2 separate regions of the Homo sapiens genome follow, and region 1 is linked to region 2. The links are chromatin contacts, found by Hi-C or POLR2A ChIA-PET in ENCODE. All regions are on one chromosome and are shown on one strand. Each heading gives the region's core, a stretch centred on a gene start or an enhancer-like site at or near the end of the contact. The rest is flanking DNA. Distances are from core to core; before and after follow the strand shown. Region 1 overlaps BRD10 (bromodomain containing 10). Region 2 holds the start of UHRF2 (ubiquitin like with PHD and ring finger domains 2).

Evidence for each region. Hi-C counts contacts between places; a loop is a spot of excess contacts on that map. ChIA-PET counts read pairs that join two places held with the same protein, here RNA polymerase II (POLR2A). Pooled maps may share reads with other maps.
Region 1: a pooled map shows a loop between it and region 2 (1.9-fold over the local background). The contact joins the enhancer-like site here to the promoter of UHRF2 in region 2. A Hi-C loop is called at or near these places in 2 of 50 pooled maps. POLR2A ChIA-PET finds 5 or more read pairs at or near these places in 2 of 52 experiments (A673 and activated CD4-positive, alpha-beta T cell).

The regions. Positions count from the first base shown.
Region 1 is chr9:5,946,107-5,950,618 of GRCh38, forward strand. The region is part of intron 4 of BRD10 (bromodomain containing 10); the gene reads right to left. Among named protein-coding and RNA genes, the nearest start is that of MLANA, 57 kb to the left of the region's middle. Within about 2 kb of position 3,170, at least 6 of the 41 ENCODE cell types and tissues checked have a DNase peak (open chromatin) inside an H3K27ac peak, as active enhancers do.
Region 2 is chr9:6,410,386-6,414,837 of GRCh38, forward strand. It overlaps UHRF2 (ubiquitin like with PHD and ring finger domains 2), which reads left to right and starts at 2,814. Exons shown (of 16, transcript NM_152896.3): 1 at 2,814-3,258. The coding sequence starts at 3,106. RefSeq lists silencers at 2,532-2,671, 2,952-3,131, 3,202-3,631.

The DNA.
Region 1 (4,512 bases), core at 1,920-4,419, 460 kb before region 2:
CAGAGCCCCTTAAATTTCTTCTATTAGGTTAAACCATATGAAATTGCTGATATGCTTTTTATCCACAAAAATGGCAAGACAGTTCAACCTAAGAGATTAAGAAAAAATGATCACAGATAATTTTTATTAACAATTACATATTAGGAATATCTATATAATTTCAAATTCATAGAATTGACCAAGTAGGGAAAATATGTATTTAAATAACCCAGATTAAACAATTTGAGAGTAGAAATAATACAATGATGTAGTGGGACAGTGTAGCTGGTATTTATTAGAAACTACACATTCCAATTTGCCAAATTTACTTATGAAAGAAATGCTGATGGTCAAGCAGTGGACTGGCCAACCAGGTAAGTGGGTCTAGAACTAGAGAGCGTCTTCAACTTCTATTGTAACTATGAAGACTTGGAACAATGTTGTCCCTACCGTGGATTTTTATTAAGTATTCAGTGAGGACTAAACTTTTCATAGTATAATCTACTATTATGATGACGGTGTCAAATTTGCCCCAGAGCTTGCAGGTGGATGGCTATACCTCTTTCACCGAACTTGGTGTACTTGTTAATATCAAATCATAGATTTCTTATTTGCACATATGGCAAACCACAGAGGAATTTTTACTTGCATCTCAGTTGTCTCACTACACAAGGAATAGGGTATATTTTGCATGCAGTTTGTAGAAATTTACAGGAACCATGAAGACATATACCCCTAGAACTAAATGAAAACATATACTCCTACAACTAAACATGCCCTAAAACATTTTGAGATCTTTTAATTACCAATTAGTTATGAAGTCAACAGATATTTATGTTCCATTTAAAGGAAGAGATAACACAGTTATCTCTTCATAGAAACTTACAGGAACAATGAAGACATATACCTCTACAACTAAACATGCCCTAAAACATTTTGAGATCTCTTAATTATCAATTAGTTATGAAGTCAACAGATATTTATGTTCCATTTAAAGCAAGAGATAACACAGTTCTGAAGCCAAACCACGAATGAAATCACACAGCTTAAGAGCTACATAAAATAACACTTTCAAGTGGCTGTATCTAGTTAGTAAACTGTACTAAATTAGTACTTTTCAAACTTTAATGTGCATAAGAATTGCATGGGGATCTTAATAAAACAGTTTTTTGTTTAGTAGGTCTGAGGTGAGACCTTGGATTCTGCATTTCTAACAAGTTTCCAGGTATTGCCTGCAAATAACATTTTTGAGTAGTAAGGTACTAAATGACTATGAATTATAAATCAACATGGCTACTGGAACATTCTGGTACCATGGAGCTAATGAGTATGAAAATACAAGATTAATTTCCAAATAGGGAATGGCATATTGAATTAAATGTACGATAAGACAATTGTTTCTTAAAATATTTTTAGCTATAATATTTATTCTGAGGTTATATTAAAATGACGTTAATAGCTACATAACAATTTATACTTTATATATTAAAACTAATATATATTCCCTCTATATGTATATTTAATGTATACCTAATATATATACCCAATATATAGAGTCAAATTAACCTTTTATAAAACTGAATAGGAACACAATTAGTTTGACTTATGCCAACTCGATGTCATATACAACTCTACTACCTCTCTTCTGCCTCCAAAATAAGGCATATATGTGGCCATTACATTCAACTCAACTTCATATGATGTTTTTAAAAACAGAATCAACCCAATAAATAAAGTTCAACTTAAAAAAGGAGAACAAAGATTTTTTTTTAAAAAAGCAAAACACCTTATTAAAACCTCCTTCTCATTATCTTGCATTTGAAAAACGTATCTGAGGCACAGGGCCTGCAGGGGTGAACACGAAACTCCATAGCAGCTCAGATTACAGTCAGGTCACATTGCTAACACTTATGAGAGGAGGTTTTCAGTCAAGCCACAGAGGTTACAAGAAGAGTTTTATCTCCCAGCAAGAACCTCTCCAAGGCTGTCACACTCCCTCAAGTTAACCTTTCATTTAATATAATCCATGGCAGAGCTACAAAATCACAGATCTCAGAGCTGAAAGGGACTAAAAATGTGTAATTTGTCCAAGCCTTAGCCTAGGCTAAAGAGACCTATCTCCAATTCATATAAAAGGTAATTAAACTAACAGAGGTAAAGTGACCTAAGATGACACACTGCTAGAGGAAACCACAGAACCCAGGACTTCTCCTACTATATTATATTCTTTTTAAAAGGGTCTTTATAACAACACAAAAATAAAGAAATCTAACAACTGAACTTGTATTATAGTTTTAGGATTCAGTTTATATCTAAGCTTTCATTTTTATTAAATGGTAATATTAAAAGGTCCTCTCTTCAACTCAACAAGCAGCAATGTATGTATGTGGTGGGAGTGGGGAGGCCCTGTAGAGATAAAAAAAAAAACTCCATGACCGTATCTCAGAACTACATAATAAATCATTCCTTACTTTACTGATACTTCAAACTAGAAATTATGTCCTTTGGATAGAAATTCAATAGGTCTAAAAGATATTTACTTGCTCCAAAAAAGGACATAAGGTAACATTAAAAAATACAAACAATATGGTAGATTATATTAAAAAGCAAAGCAAAAGGAAAACAATGTAGAAAAGTAAAAATGAATAGGTCCAGACAAAAGGGATCACACATTCACTCCCGTTCTAATAAAAAGATCCTGTAATTTATTATAAAAATAATAAGTGAAATACTAAATGCATGGTATAAATTCAAAATTTATATTGTATTTAAACTAAAATTATAATGGCATCTGCTAAAACTATGCAGATGGGAAAATTTCTTTTTATTTCTTATCATCACCATACCAGCAACAAGGACTACTTAAAAACTTGCAAATAAGGATATCACTTGTGACATGAAAGCCAAATTAGTCTGATAAACAACCATGTGATTAAACACAGATGTTTCTCTCAATGAACTATATATATTTTTAAGGGAGAACTATATTAATTTTAAGGGGGAAGAACTCCTGCTGTTAAAAGTGAAACAAAAAGCGGAGGTTAAAAATATTCATTTTAAGAGGGAGCAATTCAAAATAATGATATAATCAAAACATCTTAATACAGTAAGCAGTTAAAAAGCTGATTAAACTAACAGAGGTAAAATGACCTAAGATGACACACTGATAGAGGAAACCACAGAGAATCGCTTGAACCAGGAAGTCAGAGATTGCAGTAAGCCAGGATTGTGCCACTGCACTCCAGTCTGGCGGCAGAGCGAGACTCCGTCTCAAAACAAACAAACAAACAACAACAACAACAACAACAACAAAACCCTAATTTTAATTTTGGTTTCAATTTGTTATGTTGCAGTACTTTATTTCTTATCCCTTAGTTTCTCCATTGGTTAGATGGAGAAGTATAGTTTTTTCAGAGGTATGTTAAGGATCAGTGAGTTTTTTCTTATGTTTGAAAACAATGTAATATAAGTCTTAGCAGCTGGATTCTGGAGTTCTTCTGCAAAGCAGCCTTTAAAATCAATCATGCATATGAAATGGGAGCAAGGGCACACTGCATGGAAGATTTTTTTTTGGTTATTGTTGAAAAGCAGACTTAGGGTAACTAAGGCTGTTAAATTATTTTTAAAACTTATGTTATTGAGACTCAACACATTAGTTTTTAAAAATACTTCCTGTAACTTTCTGTCATAATTATGTACAAAAGATAAGTCATATAACATTAGATTTCTCTCTTAAATGTTAAATGAAAAGACTTTTTAGGAAAAAGTAACTATTAGGAAAACTGATATTCACTTTTCAGTCTAATAGTCTTTCTTTGATTACAAAACAGATAAAGGAAAAAGAATTTTACCAATTTAACAAAGTCGTAAGTAAATGTTAAAGTTGATATAAAAGCTTAAATCACCAATATTCTATAATTATCACTAAAAAATCCAACAATTTCCCCTACATGACAAATATATAATGCATCATAACAATACAACAGGGATAAACGTAAGTTTTCACTCTCATCAAACATAATGATGCAAATACTATTACTTGGTTTTCCACTTTTCAAATTCTTGTAGGCTTAATCATGTGCCACTTTCATTAAGACCAAATCCAAGATTTATTTCAAGGTTTTAAGTAAATGGAAAGAGTGCTAAGGGTCAATAATAGATGTTTTTATGCCATTTTTAATTGATTTTCCTATTCATAATTCAGTGTTTTTCACCAGAAGCGACTGACCTGCTTATTTGAAAACAATAAAAATGGCTAAAACAGTAAGCTGTATCATTCAATCCTCACAACTCTACAAGGAAGGTACTATTATTACCCCACTGTACAAATGAGAAACTGGAATCATGGAGAAGTTAAATACCTTACCCCACAGAGTTAATCAGTGGTAGAGCTGGCATTCAAACCCAAGTAGGTAGCCTGGTTGCAGAACCCTTGTGTTTAACCACTATGCAGATTACTGGTACCCACTGAATCAAGGTCTTTTGGAGGATGAAACCAACAATCTTCATTTTAAATAAAGGTATCACATTATT
Region 2 (4,452 bases), core at 1,564-4,063:
TTAGTTTTTCCCTGGGGCCCACAAAAATCATCTGCTTTGAATGTTAATTTTCACACACTGCCCTTTTCTATTTAGTCAACCATTCTCTGATTTGCAGTCTCTTCTGACCTGTAAAAAATGCACACTTTTTTGTCTTTGTTTAAGCACTCTTTCCTCTTTGGGCATACTCTGTTTATCTAAATCTTCTCCATAACAGCAGTACTAAAATAATTTATTGTGTACTACTAAGGGATAGTATGCAAACCACTTTACAATCATTAGGTTATTTCAAGCACCATTTTACATTGAGGAAATTGAGGATGTTATTTGTACAAGATCACATTTTTAAGCAAGCAGTAAAACTGGGATTATAATTCCGGTCTATCTCAATCCATGAACTGAACATTTAAATGCTGCCTCCTACTACAATGTATCACATAACTCGTGTCAAGTTGTACAGTTATTTTTAAGCTTCCAGATCATTCTAGTTCCCCTTTTCTTAATCATTCTAGTTCTCCTCTCATCTGTAATCATGGTTTGCGCCAACATCAGTGTTTAGTACTAAGTTATTCTTTAATATTTTATTTTTGTTAAATCTTATCTCAACTAGATTGTAATTTGTTTTGTGAGAGGTAACTAAAAAAAAAATCCTAACGTAACTCCACAAAGCCATAGTATAACGTTATAATAGTAAATAGCATAACCTTATAATAAATAGTTTCGCCTTATTGAGGTAGGTAGTAAGTGTGCTTTAGGTAGATTTGGTTGGTGCAAATGTAATTGTGGTTTTTGCCACCGAAAGAAATGGCAAAACCCCAATGACTTTTGCACCAACCTAAATATCATCTCATTTACATATGTAATAAATACTCAATATTTGCTTTAATTAAAATAGGGGTAGACAAGTGAATTATATTTAGAGGTTCTAGGTGACTGAAATTTTCACAGGGGCAGAAACCCAAAATATGTATGTGCAGTTAATTTTTTCTGTCTCTTCTGTGTTGGGCCATCTTTTTTTTCTCTTTTTTTTTGAGATGGAGTCTCACTCTATCGCCCAGGCTGTAGTGCAGTGGCGTGATCTCAGCTCACTGCAGCCTCCGCCTCCCGGGTTCAAGCAATTCTCCTGCCTCAGCCTCCCGAGTAGCTGGGACTACAGGCAACTGCCACCATGCTCAGCTAGTTTTTTAATATTTTTAGTAGAGATGGGGTTTCACCATGTTGGCCAGGCTGGTCTGGAACTCCTGACCTCAAGTGATCCGCCCACCTCGGCCTCCCAAAGCGCTGAGATTACAGGCCTGAGCCACTGCGCCCGGCCTTTCTCTTCTTTTTCATGATATACTACTGGATTTGTCTGTGCTTGTAATTATTTTAGCTGTTTATTAGTTTATTACAAAAAAATGGTACTGTACCTTTATGGGAATAATTAGCACCTATGTGAATATTTAAGTTACCGATTTTGGCAAATGTGAAGTCCAAGTTGTCTTGTTTTGTTTACGTTTATATCCTCTCTCCCTTCTTGAGAAGACATATTTTCATTTAAAATAAACCCACTTGGCCGGGCGCGGTGGCTCACGCCTGTAATCCCAGCACTTTGGAAGGCCGAGGCGGGTGGATCACGAGGTCAGGAGATCGAGACTATTAGCCGGGCGCGGTGGCGGGCGCCTGTAGTCCCAGCTACCCCAGGGAGGCTGAGGCAGGAGAATGGCGTGAACCCGGGAGGCGGAGCTTGCAGTGAGCCGAGATCGCGCCACTGCACTCCAGCCTGGGCGACAGAGAGAGATTCCGTCTCTAAATACATACATACATACATACATACATACATAATAAATAAAATAAAATAAACCCACTCACCCCCACCCCGACTCCCCAGCTGTAGCAGGGAAGGATTAAGAAGGCGGGGTGGGGGGTGGGGGAAGCCCTGTTAGGTAGTGCTGCGTTGGGCCCACTTCTGAGGGTTTAATCCTAGTAGGGTCTTTGGAGTTCTTTCTTCGGAGGCGCGTAGCTCTGCATTATTTAAAACTGTTTCCCGCAAACCCGCAATCCCTTAGGCCAAAGGCACCCCTAACGCGGAAAGTCTACGAACGGAAATGTCCGGAGTTAGAGAGCGGCCTTTCGGGCAGCTGCCCCGACTTCTCCAAGGCCGGAGGGCCGGCTGGGAGCGCTGCAAGCCAGAGAGGGCGATCCCAGCGGGACCCGCGGCCTGAGGATAGGCCTGGAGCTGCCGCCTCCGCCAGGCGACGGGAAACCCTCGGAAGTGGGTTTCCGCGCGAAAGTAGCATTGCGGCCAGGCGGGAAACGTGTTCGCGAAGCAGGAGGGCCCCCGGGGCCTTTCCCGGGCGACCCGACCCGCCAGGCCGCGTGGCGGGAGCTTTCCTGTTGAGCGCGGTGGAGCGCACACATTTCCTTCAGTTCTTTCTCGGAAGTTTAGGCCGCACCCACCCGCGCCCCCTTTCCAGGATTATACAAGTGCACGCCAGGGTTTCTTATTTTTGGTGTGTTTTTGAGACCAAAGAACCATATCCGCTAAGCCTGAGGAGGCACCCGCCCCCTCAGCTCTGAAACGAGGCCTCAAAACGGCAACCGATGTGGTAGCCGCGCAATCTTCCGAAACCCAAAGGCTAGAGGGCGTGCCCAGTGGCCAGGTGCAGGCGGTGGGGCAAGTAACGGCTTTTGGTAGCCCCGCCCCTCCGACCCGCCCTCTCCGCGCCTGCCCATTTTCGTTCCCTCGGGTCTGTAACCCTCTCCCGGGCCGCTTCCTCTTTAAGGCGGAGCCCGGCGTGGATCTCGCGAGATCCGGCTTGGCGCCGTGACCTCCATGTGGGAGCTCCAGCTCTATAAGTAAACACTCTGCGCGGCGCAGACATGGCCTCTTCCTATCTTTGAGGCGGTGTCTGCGGCAGCGCCTCAGAGTGGTTCCGGTCGTCTCTCCTCAAGTCGGCTAGTCGGGCGCGCGCGCTGAGAGTCGTCGCCGCCTGTCGGGCCCGGCGTCCGGTCGGTCCGGTGGGCGCGCTCGCCCGCCTGCCGCTGAGGGCCCGAGCCGCAGGGAAAGCGGCGCGGGCCGGGCGGGGCGCGGCGCCCAGAGCTCAGGGGGAGACAAAGGGGACCGGTTCCTCTCTAGGCGCCAAGATGTGGATACAGGTTCGCACCATTGATGGCTCCAAGACGTGCACCATTGAGGACGTGTCTCGCAAAGCCACGATTGAGGAGCTGCGCGAGCGGGTGTGGGCGCTGTTCGACGTGCGGCCCGAATGCCAGCGCCTCTTCTACCGGGGCAAGCAGGTGAGGCGCGCCCGCCGCGCCCCTAGCGAGGCTGGGGGCCGGAACAGCTGGGCTCCTCTGGACGCACCGGTCCGAGGGCTCTGTGCGCCGCGCGCGCAGGGCTCACCTGGCTCCGCTGCGGGTGGGCAGCCCCCGCGAGGCGCGGGGTGCGGGGCCCAGTCCCGCCGAATGGTGGGGAGTGGGTCCCTGCCAGCCCCAACTGGAGGTGCGCCGCGCGGGGTCAGAAGTGAGGGCGTCCGGAGCGCAAATATCTCGCCGTTTGTATTTGGTAGGACAGCGGCCGTAGGCACTGGGTGCCCAGGTCCCTCGCTTCCCGCGCTCGGCGGGGCCTGGGGCCCCCAGAGGGCGGGGAGGGCAGAGGGCTCTGGCGGCCATGCCACCGCGCGGGAGACCCGGAGAGCTGGCTAACCCGGCTGAGCGTTCGCCTGGCTTCCGCGGCTCTTCCGCGTCTTCGGCTCTCAAACAGGGGAAACTCGGGCATTGAGCTCTCAAGAATAAGAACCCTAACTCTGCTTCCTGACTGTGGTAGGATTCGCGCAAACTGAAGATTCGAAGGGTTTCCAGAACTTCTGGTCCCTCTCCCTCGCCGCCTTTCCTAGGTTTGGAATGTCTCGAGGGAGGTTAGAGACCTGGGCATGAAGAAACTGTCGGTTTAACCGGGGGCCGGGTTTACGAATGCCCTATATAAGCCAAGAGTTTTATTCCCGAAGTGAAAAGGAGTGTAAGACTGTTTGCTTTTCTTACTTCTCGCCTTCTAATACTCATGTCGTTCACGCTTTAAGCATAGCACTGCAGCATAGCCAGCGGTGCATACTTGAAGGCTGTCTGTGGGCATCTCTGGTATTTTTATGGTCTGGCCAGTCTAAGTTTTTTTCCTATTCCACAAGTCTCTTACAATCTATATCCCTAGCCACTCAGACCCATCGTATTTTTCTTTGTCTTCATGTTGTTGTTAATACACTAAAAAGTTGGCATCCTGAGTTGATAGACCACAGTTTGGCTCCAATCCTGTGGTTTTAAATAAGTGTAGCTCTTTGATTTGGTAGAAGTAGCCTACAGTTGCAAACTACTTAAAAGGAATATTTTCCTCCCCTTCACAGGCTTAGTCTTCGAAGACTGTCCAGAAATTTCATAGTAACAAATTACACTTTGGGAAGGAGAGAGCTTTTTTTTCCCCTTTCCTTCTCTCTTTAA